2 separate regions of the Homo sapiens genome follow, and region 2 is linked to region 1. Evidence: read pairs that join two places in POLR2A ChIA-PET (ENCODE). Cell type or tissue: Panc1. All regions are shown on one strand. Links, peaks and the distances in the headings refer to the core of each region. The heading gives the core; the rest is flanking DNA.

Region 1 (5,365 bases), core at 191-5,190:
AGATGTCCAGACGGGCCAATTCGCAGAGACAGGAAGCAGATGGGTGGGGGTCCGGGCTGGGGAGGGGCTGGGAGTGACTGCTGAAGGGGACGGGGCTTCCTTTTGGGGGTGATGGAATGTTCTGGAACTAGAGGTGCGGGCGGACGATCTGTGAATGTGCTAGAAGGCGTTGAATGGAACATTTGTAACAGGGCGTGGATGCGCCGTGCACAGGCTGTGGTGCTGCGGGCGTCTGCGTGGAAGCCGCTGTGCCTCCAGCACCCGCGCGGCACCAGGCACATGCTGGGGCTTAGGAAGAGGAGGAGAGTCCTGGGGTGCGATCGCATGGCGGGGGCCAGCACAGGGACCACCCCCACCTGTTCAGGACAGACCCCCACTCCCGTCCACCACCGCCAACGCCGTCCCTGCCGCCGGCCCGGCCCCCCTGCCAAAGGCCTCTGCGGCCTCAGCTGCGGCTGGTCGTGCATGGTAATGAGGCTCTGTCCTTGAAACACGAGTCCTCCCTCCACAGGGGTCGACGCCGCGCTCCCCCAGACTCCCGAGACCGGGCAGCAGAGCTCACCGAGCCCGCCACCAGAGCGAGGGGCCCTGCAGGGGCAGACGGGCAGTCCGGGCCTGGTGGGACGTGCCCCTTGCTGGGGAGGGGAGGCAGGAAGGTTCTCGGTCGCCAACCCCAGCTCCGGCTTCGCGCCTGTGGACGGCGGGGCGCAGAGCCGAGGAGGTGACGTCACCCGAGGACACAGCTGTTCTGACCTCCGTGACGTTTATTACCAGCTGATGTCCCGTACACTGATTTCACGGTGTCACCCGCACCAGAATGTAAGCTCCTTAAGGACAGGGGGCCGGGCATTGTGGCTCAGGGCCTGTCATCCCAGCACTTTGGGAGGCTGGGGCGGGCTGATCACCTGAGGTCAGGAGTTCGAGACCATCCTGGGCACATGGCAAAACCCTGTCTCTACTAAAAATCCAAAAATTAGCTGGGCGTAGTGGCGCATGTCTGTAATCCCAGCTACTCAGGAGACTGAGGCAGGAGAATCGCTTTAACCCGGGAGGCAGAGGTTGCAGTGAGCCTAGATTGAACCATTGCACTCCAGCCTGGATGACAGAGTGAGACTGTCTCAAAAAAAAAAAAAAAAAAAAACTACCCACAAATAAATAAATAAAAATAAAAGAACAGGGACTTTCTGGCCTCTGTTCTCTGTTGTGTTTCCAGTTCATCGAAGGGCAACTGGTACATTTTCTTTTCTTTTCCTCTTTTTTTTTTTTTTTTTTTTGAGATGGAGTCTCGCTCTGTCGCCCAGGCTGGAGTGCAGTGGCGCGATCTCAGCTCACTGCAACCTCCACCTTCCGGGTTCACGCCATTCTCCTGCCTCAGCCTCCCAAGTAGCTGGGACTACAGGTGCCCGCCACCATGCCCGGCTAATTTTTTGTATTTTTTAGTAGAGACGGGGTTTCACCATGTTAACCAGGATGGTCTCCATCTCTTGAACTTGTGATCCGCCCTCCTCGGCCTCCCAAAGTGCTGGGATGACGCGTGAGCCACCGCACCCAGCCCCGGGGTCGCGTCTTGTACCTGCTTCCTCTCTGCTGTGTGGCCCTGAGCACGTCGCCGTCCGTCTCTGGGTCTCCGCCTCCCCGTGTAAAACAGGCTGAATCACCCTGGCTCCTCCTGGGGCATGAACTGGAGGCGCACTGTGTGCCAGCGTCCTCTACAGCAAGGACCCACTCAGGGAGGTTCTGCCCCGCCGGGGACTCTGGGCCGTGTCCAGGGACATTTGTGCCTGTCACGACTGGGAAGGGGGTGCTCCTGGCTTGGAGTGGGTAGAGGCCAGGGACGCTTCTCAGCACCCGGCAGTGCCCAAGACAGAGAGTCATCCACATAAGATGTCCATGGGGCCAAGAAAGAGAGACCTGCATTAATTATTTAAATTAAAAAAAAAAACACTAAATCTGTCCCCTGCTCACACCAGACACCAGGATCAACTCCTGACCCGGCAGACGGTGTAAACCAGGGGTCCCCAGCTCCTGGGATTCACCTCCTCTCTCCCTCCCACTCAGGGCGTGGATTTCAACGTGCACAGCCTCCTGGGACCTCAGCAGGGCTGAGGATTGTGGGATGCAGAGTCTCTTGGGGGTCTGTGGAATCCCCTAACCCAGAGGGTCTGAACCAGGGTGATTCTGCTCCCAGGGGACATTTGGTAAAGTCTGGGGACATCTGTGGTGTCCCTGGCATGGAGTGGGTGGAGGCCAGGGACGCTTCTCAGCACCCTGCAGTGCCCAGGACGGCCCCACCCCAGAGAACGACCAGGCCCCAGTGTTCACAGAGCCTGGGGAGACCGCGGTTTGCAGGGGCTGGCCTGATCCTCCCCCTACTCCAGTTCCATTTGGCAGCTGGGGACACCAATGCCAGAACAGGAGGAGCGCGTTGAATGTTGGGGGCGAACTGGAGCCCGGCTGGAAGGAGGGGAGTTCGGGGTGGGGGACGGAGGCCTGGCAGTGGCGGGAGGCCCAGAGCGAGGGAGGACTCTGGCCTGTGGGAGAGGAAGGGTGGAGCTGGGGTTGGCTCCGCGTGGCCGGGGTTACGCTGGGGTTCTGTGGGTCGCCCTGGGAGAGGTCAGGGATGGGGCTGGGTCCCTGGGCTGCAGTTCAGGTGGCTGGGACACACCATCAGGAGGTATCTGTGAGCAGATGGTGTTCCCATCCTGGGAGGATGGGAGGTAATGCCCCAGGTGGGTGGCAGCTTCCTGGGAGGGGGGTGGTCCGAGGGACCGATGAGGATGGAGATAGAGAGCCCTGAAAGTGTCGCCTTCCCCCAGGACCACAGCATGAGGACAAGGGAGGGGACAGAGGCCCCTAAAGAATCAGCCTGGGGCCGGGCGCAGTGGCTCATACCTGTCATCCTAGCACCTTGGGAGGCTGAGGCAGGTGGATCACCTGAGGTCAGGAGTTCGAGACCAGCCTGGCCAACAAGGTGAAACCCCGTCTCTACTAAAACTACAAAAATGAGCCAGGTGTGGTGGCATGCACCTTTAATCCCAGCTACTCAGGAGGCTGAGGCAGGAGACTCCCTTGAACCCGGGAGGCGAAGGCTGCGGTGAGCAGAGATCGCGCCATTGCACTCTCAGCCTGGGTGACAGAGTGAGACTCCGACTCAATAAAAAAAAAAAAAAAAAAAAAAGAGGCCAGGCATGTGGTTCACCCCGGTAATCCCAGCACTTTGGGAGGCCGAGGCCGGTGGATCACGAGATCAGGAGAGTAAGACCATCCTGGCTAACACGGTGAAACCCCATCTCTGCTAAAAATACAAAAAATTAGCCGGGCGTGGTGGCGGGCGCCTGTAGTCCCAGCTACTTGGTAGGCTGAGGCAGGAGAATGGCATGAACCCAGGGGGCGAAGCTTGCAGTGAGCCGAGATCGCACCACTGCACTCCAGCCTGGGCGTCACAGCAAGACTCCGTCTCAAAAAAAAAAAAAAAAAAGGCAGGGCACAGTGGCTCACGCCTGTAATCCCAGCACTTTGGGAGGCAGAGGCGGGCGGATCACCAGGTCAGGAGATCGAGACCATCCTGGCTAACACAGTGAAACCCCGTCTCTACTAAAAATACAAAAAAATTAGCCGGGCATAGTGGTGGGCGCCTGCAGTCCCAGCTACTCGGCAGGCTGAGGCAGGAGAATTGCTTGAACATGGGAGGTGGAGCTTGCAGTGAGCCGAGATCGCACCACTGCACTCCAGCCTGGGCGACAGAGCGAGACTCCATCTCAAAAAAAAAATAAAATAAAATAAAAAATAAGAGACCAGGGAGGACAACCGGATGCATTCAGGGCACATGGTGAGCAGATGCAGGCCGTGTACACAGAATCGAGTCTCCCATGTCCCCTCTCCAGGAACCAGTTCTTCCTCCCAAGTTGGGGAACACCAGACCCTTAGGGGACATGTCAGAAGCCTGAGTCCAGCTGCCAGATCCCCCCTCCTGCCTCCCCGGCAGCACCCTGCAGAGGAAATGACAGGGCCAGGCCGTCGAGTGGGGGAGTCAGGGTTGTAAAACTAGGTCACAGCTTGAGTGGCCCCTGCTGGGCGCGAGGGATCAGCTGTCCTCTCATCCCAGGAGTAATTATAGAGCCAGAGCTTGGAGGGTGCCCCGGAGGGCTCTTGTACCTATACCGTGACAGGCGAGGTCCAGAGAGGGTAGGTTTCTCAACAGAGGTCACACAGCGCATCCGAATTGAGGCCTCCCGCAGGCACTTCTGCCACTGGATCAGTGTGACTGTGACCTAGCGATTCCAGACCTGTCATCTCTCCAGGAAACTTCCTGATTTTGCCCTTATCTGTGCTCTATGGGAACTGCTTTAAAAAAAATTTCTTGGGCCGGGTGCGGTGGCTCACGCCTGTAATCCCAGCACTTTGAGAGGCCGAGGTGGGCGGATCACGAGGTCAGGAGTTCGAGACCAGCCTGACCAACATGGTGAAATCCCATCTCTACTAAAAATACAAAAATTAGCCAGACCTGGTGGTGCGTGCTTGTAATCCCAGCTACTCGGGAGGCTGAGACAGCAGAATCTCTTGAACCCAGGAGGCAGAGGTTGCAGTGAGCTGAGATCACACCACTGCACTCCAGCCTGGATGACAGAGCAAGACTCTATGTCAAAAAAAAAAAAAAAAAAAAAATTATTGGCCCAGCACGGTGGCTCATGCCTGTGTTCCCGGCACCTTCGGAGGCCAAGGCAGGTGGATCACTTCAGCCCAGGAGTTCGAGACCAGCCTGGGCAATAGAGTGAGACCCTATCTCTACAAAAAAATGAAAAAATTAACCAGGTGTGCTGGCACTTGCCTATAATCCCAGCTACTTGAGAGGCTGAGGTGGGAGGATCGCTTGAGCTGGGGAGGTGGAGGCTGCAGTGAGCCGAGATCACACCACTGCACTCCAACCTGGGCAACAGAGCAAGAACCTGTCTCTAAATAAATAAATAAATAAATAAATTCCAACTTAAAAAGAAACCTCTAATTTAGAAAATGGACCAGGCCCAGTGGCTCACACCTATAATCTCAGCACTTTAGGAGGCTGAGGCAGGCAGATCACTTGAGCCCAGGAGTTTGAGACCAGCCTGGCTAACATGATGAAACCCCATCTCTACTAAAAATACAAAAATAAGCTGGATGTGGTGGCGGGCGCCTGTAGTCCCAGCTACTCAGGAGGCTGAGGCAGGAGAATCGCTTGAAGCTGGAAGGCAAAGGCCTCCCAGGAGATCCTGCCATTCCAGACTGGGCGACAGAGCAAGACCTTGTCTCAAAAAACAAACAGGCCAGGCGCGGTGGCTCACACTGTAATTCCAGCACTTTGGGAGGCCGAGGCGGGTGGATCACTTGA
Region 2 (5,365 bases), core at 232-5,231, 220 kb after region 1:
ACAATCATAGCTCACTGCAGCCTTGATCTCCTGGGCTCAAGCAATCCTCCCACCTCAGCCTCCAAGTGGCTGGGACTATACAGGCACATCCACCATGCCTGGCTAATTTCTTAACTATTTCGTACAGAGATGGGTCTCACTATGTTGCCCAGGCTGGTCTTGAGCTCCTGGCCTCAAGCAGTCCTCCTGCCTTGGCCTCCCAAAGTGCCAGGATTACAGGCGTGAGCCACTGCAGCTGGCCAGGGCTTCTTTTAGGGGTGAGGAAAGTGTTCTGGAATTAGATAAAGGTGGTGTTTGCGCAACGCCAAACGTGCCAGGAGTCACGTAACTGTACTCCTGAACTGTAACTGAAAAGGTTAAAACGTGTGGGATGTGAGTCATATGTCAATCTAAAAACAGAAGAAAAGACTATCAGGAGAATTAGGACAGTATGCTAAGCCCTCGATAGCACCTGGCCCAGAGGGGCCTGGGCAGGCCTTGCTTCCTGCCTGTCTGCTTTCCCACGAGAGAAGTCAGAGATGCAGTAGGCACAGTGGCTCACACCTGTAATCCCTGCACTTTGGGTGGCTGAGGTGGGAAGATCGCTTGACTCCAGAAGCTCAAGACCAGCCTGGACAACATAGCAAGACCCCATCTCTACAAAAATACAAAAATTATACAGGTGTGGTGTTGTGTGCCTGTAGTCCCAGCTACTCAAGAGGCTGAGGTGGGAGGATCACTTGAGCCCGGGAGGTCAAGGCTGCAGTGAGCTGTGATTGCACTACTGCACTCCAGCCTGGGCAACAGAGCAAGACCCTGTCTCTAAAAAAAACAAAAATGTAAACCAGACAAAAGCACAAAACAGTGACAGGATGCACGCCTGGGTGATCAGGGAAGACGCAGCCATCCTCCAGCAGGAGTGAGGGTGGCCTACCAGCACCAGGAGCAGTTGTAACGTTTAAAAGTAAACCCTCAGGCCAGGCATGCTGGCTCACGCCTGTAATCCCAGCACTTTGGGAGGCCGAGGTGGGCAGATCACCTGAGGTCAGGAGTTTGAGACCAGCCTGGCCAACATGGTGGAACAGTTTCTCCTAAAAATACAAAAATTAGGCAGGCATGGTGGCGTGTGTCTGTAATCCCAGCTATACAGGAGGCTGACCAGGAGAATCGCTTGAACCCAGGAGGCAGAGGTTGCAGTGAGCCGAGATCACGCCACTGCACTCCAGCCTGGGTGACAGAGCAACACTTCACCTCAAAAAAATAAAAATAAAAAAGTAAAAATAAACACTCAGAGGCTGGGCGTTATGGTTCACGCCTGTAATCCCAGCACTTTGGGAGGCCGAGGTGGGCAGATCACTTGAGGTCAGGAGTTCGAGACCAGCCTGGCCAACATGGCGAAACCCCACCTCTACTAAAAATACAAAATTAGTCGGGCGTTGTAGCGGGCACCTGTAGTCCCTGTTACTTGGGAGGCTGAGGCAGGAGAATCGCTTGAACCTGGGAGACAGAGGTTGTAGTGAGCTGAGATCGTACCACTGCACTCCAGCCTGGGCAACAAGAGCAAAACTCCGTCTCAAAAAAATAAATAAATGAAAGTAAAAATAAATAAATACTCAGATTTTGGAAGGTGGCTCCGGGATGCTGCCTTTTTTTTTTTTTTTTTTTTTTTGAGACAGAGTCTTGCTCTGTCGCCCAGGCTGGAGTGCAGTGGCACAATCTCCGCTCACTGCAAGCTCTGCCTCCCGGGTTCAGGCCATTCTCCTGCCTCAGCCTCCCAAGTAGCTGGGACTACAGGTGCCCACCACTACGCCCGGCTATTTTTTTGTATTTTTAGTAGAGACGAGTTTCACCGAGTTAGCCAGGATGGTCTTGATCTCCTGATCTTGTGATCCGCCCACCTCGGCCTCCCAGAGTGCTGGGATTACAGGCGTGAGCCACCGCGCCCAGCGCCTTTTTTAGCAGGACAGATTCTGGGCTGGGAGCATCTTCCAGCCAAGTATGAGGGCTGGGCTGCCAGGCCGGGAGCCAGTGTTGTGCACTGACCTAGAACATATGGAACTGACTTCTCCACTCAGGGCTTGTCTCTCAGGCGCCTCCCGTGCTCTGGGGCAGCGGTCCCCGAGGCAGTGGCAGGATGTGGAAACCTCCGGAAGGAAGTGGGTGACTGTGGTCCGTGAGCTGCTACACCTCGGTGGGGGAGGGGTCATACCAGTTGGTTGCTTAGAGAAACTGTGTTGTTCAAAAAAAAAAAAAAAAAAAGTGTTGCAGCAGGGGAATTTGTCATTTCACCTTTCATTTCTCTAGAAGTTTCCAAGGGTCACTTGTGTCTCGTCCGTGGGAAGACCGGGGGAGCCCAGAAGGCCTTGGTGTGGAATTCTGAGAGCTGATTCCTGCCTTGTCTTCTCCACTGTTCCTGGAGGAATCCGAGAAGAGCAGAGCGGAGGGAGCCCCAGACACGGTAACCTGCCCCCGGCCTCAGGGGACAACGAGGGCGGGAGTCAGGGTCCCGAGGCCACCCCGGCCTTTCTTTGGAAAAGACCCCTTTCTGTGGCCAATCACCCCTCCGCCAAGGAGCCTGTGTTTGTTCCTGATAGAAAACGCTTTGCTCGGGCCGGACATGGTGGCTCACGTCTGTAATCCCAGCACTTTGGGAGGCTGAGGTGGGAGGATTGCGTGAGGCCAGGAATTGGAGAGCAGCCTAGGCAACATGGTGAAACCCCTGTCTCTAAATAAAAAAAAAACTAGGCCGGGCACGGTGGCTCACGCCTGTAATCCCAGCACTTTGGGAGGGCAAAGCGGGCAGATCACGAGGTAAAGAGTTTGAGACCAGCCTGGCCAGCATGGTGAAACGCCATCTCTACTAAAAGTACAAAAATTAGCTGGGTGTGGTGGCGGGCGCCTGTAGTCCCAGCTACTCAGGAGGCTGAGACAGGAGAATTGCTTGAACCTGGGAGGCAGAGTTTGCAGTGAGCCAAGATCATGCCACTGCACTCCAGCCTGGGCGACAGAGTAAGATCCTGTCTCAAAAAAAATAAAAAGGAAAAAAAAAACCGTCTGCTGTGACGGGAACTCTGCCAGTCCACAAGGTTCTTCAGAAGATGTTAACTTCCACTGAAAATCCTGCACCTTTTTCTTTTTGTGACGGAGTCTCACTCTGTCACCAGGGCTGGAGTGCAGTGGCGTGATCTCAGCTCACTGTAGCCTCCGCCTCCCTGGGTTCAAGCGATTCTCCTGCCTCAGCCTCCTGAGTAGCTGGGATTATAGGCACATGCCACCACACCCGGCTAGTTTTTTGTATTTTTAGTGGAGATAGGGTTTCACCATGTTGGCCAGGCTGGTCTCGAACTCCTGACCTCAAGTGATCCACCCACCTCGGCCTCCCAAAGTGCAGGGATTACAGGCATGAGCCACCTCGCCTGGCACCCCTCACCTTCTGAAAGGAGACAGACATGCCAAGAGGAAGTTTACAAGCTCCTCGGGCTGCCCTGTCTTGTTTTCTGGAACTGTCTTGGTGTGAGTCTGGTAGACAAGCTTAAAAGGATATAGACAAAGATAAGCCTCAGCCAGGCACGGTGGCTCACGCCTGTAATCCCAGCACTTTGGGAAGCTGACGTAGGAGGATCACTTGAGACCAGGAGTTCAAGACCAGCCTGGGCAATGTAGTGAGACCCTATCTCTACAAAAAGTTTTAAAAAGACAAGCGGGGGCCTGTGGGAACAGCCGCTTTCTCCCTGAGGCTCAGCCCAGGTAGGGGGTCTCCTCCCATGGCTGCAGTCAGCCCAGGGCTGCAATACCACTGCTGGAAGGCCCCGCCTGCCCAACCAGGTGGCACGGTTGGAAGCTAAGCCCCCAAATTGGCATGGGAGGCCCTGAAATCAACAAACGGCAGCACCAGGCTGTGGCAGGTTGGGTTTTGCTCTGTGCTGTGATTTCTGTTGGAGTTGGAAAGTTGGCTGTGAGTCGGCCCAGATGTGAAGCGGAAACGGGGAGGAGGGAGGTGAGTGGGCCTGGCTGGGTGGATGGGGATCTGCTCGCCTGCACGGTTTCCTCTTTGGTAAAGTGGGGCCTGCACTCGCCCCATCTAGACAGGCATGTGGGGACTGAGGTGATTGATTCCCAGCGTGGAGGAGCATCTCGCTCAGTGCCAGGCGGACCATGGCCTGGAGGTGGCCGGCATTTTCCCTTCTCCTGAGGGGATTTATTGATCTTGTGCTGCAGGTGGTGTGGCCTGAGGGCAGGTGTGGCTTGCAGAGCTCATCACTGGGGCAGGTGCAGGGCTCTGGGGTGCTGAGCTGTCACTGGCGAAGGGCCTCAGGTCCCCCCCAACAGCTCCCACCTGCTCAGCCACAGCGTGGATGCGTCCCGGGCTCCCCGGCCCCGGGGGATACCATAAGCACAGAGGTGGCCTCTTTGAATCAGGGGCTTCCCAGGGAGGGTCTGAGGCTGGGCTGCGGGATTACTCCTTCCTTGGGAAGCAGGCAGGGGTGGCCAGGCACAGTGGCTCACGCCAGTGATCTCAGCCCCTTGAGAGGCTAAGGCGGATGGATCGCTTGAGTCCAGGAGTTCAAGACCAGCCTAGGCAACATAGTGAGCTCCCGTCTCTACAAAAAATACAACAACAACAACAAAAAATTAACTGGTGGTGAAAAAATTATAAAAAATTATGGCAGTGAGTGCCCGTGGTCCCAGCTACTCAGGAGGCTGAGGCAGGAGGATCCCTTGAGCTAGGAGGTCGAGGCTGAAGTGTGAGCCATGATCCTGCCACTGCACTCTAGCCTGAGCAGCAGAGCGAGAACCTGTCTCTAAAAATGGAAGAGAAGCAAGCGGGGGGACCTGTGTGGTGACCCTGGGGTTGTGCCCCGCCGAGCAAAACCAAGATGGGTCAGCAGTCCCTGGACTTGGAGCATCCACGTGGCTCTGCTAGGCAGTGGAGGGGCCCCGTGGTGGAGCAGCGCTGGCCCGGGAAGCGTGTGTCACTAGGCTTGTGATCAGACGGCTGCCTGCATCCCTGAGAGTTGCTGAATTTAGGGAGTTGTGGGGCAGAAAGAGCGGTGGCTTCACCCACAGAGTCCAGGGTTCGAGACCCGGCCGATCCACCCACAGAGTCCAGGGTTCGAGCCCCAGCCGATCCACCCACTAGCTCTGTGGCGTGAGACACTGCTGTAGAATCAGTCATAATCATCTGAGCCACGATCTCACCCAGGGCGATCTAATCTTAACCCAAAGGGACACTGGGTGATGTCTGGGCACATCTGTGGTTGTCATAACTTGGGGGAGCTCCTGGCAGGGAGGGGCGGCGGCCAGGGATGCCGCTCAGCACCTTGCAGTGCCCCTGACGGCCCCACCCCAGAGAACGATCCAACCCCGATGTCCACAGAGCCAGGGG

What was found. Peaks named below come from ENCODE experiments on the same cell type or tissue, not always from the same donor. Only the 100,000 strongest peaks of a DNase experiment are listed, where the experiment ranks them.
Region 2: POLR2A ChIA-PET joins it to region 1 with 14 read pairs; 3 of 35 experiments call an interaction of 5 or more read pairs at or near these places.

What each region holds. Positions count from the first base shown.
Region 1 is chr19:2,297,837-2,303,201 of GRCh38, reverse strand. All of the region lies in intron 1 of LINGO3 (leucine rich repeat and Ig domain containing 3), which reads left to right. LOC101928572 (a long non-coding RNA gene) reads right to left here and starts at 1,070. Exons shown (of 2, transcript XR_007067088.1): 1 at 1-1,070. RefSeq lists a silencer at 650-739. In Panc1, for the core only: no CTCF peak of the experiment used is centred there; no DNase peak of the experiment used is centred there.
Region 2 is chr19:2,082,247-2,087,611 of GRCh38, reverse strand. It overlaps MOB3A (MOB kinase activator 3A), which reads left to right. Exons shown (of 5, transcript NM_130807.3): 2 at 2,284-2,437. Among named protein-coding and RNA genes, the nearest start is that of MOB3A, 11 kb to the left of the region's middle. RefSeq lists enhancers at 423-662, 1,555-2,280, 2,223-2,322, 3,783-3,852, 5,013-5,082. In Panc1, for the core only: no CTCF peak of the experiment used is centred there; no DNase peak of the experiment used is centred there.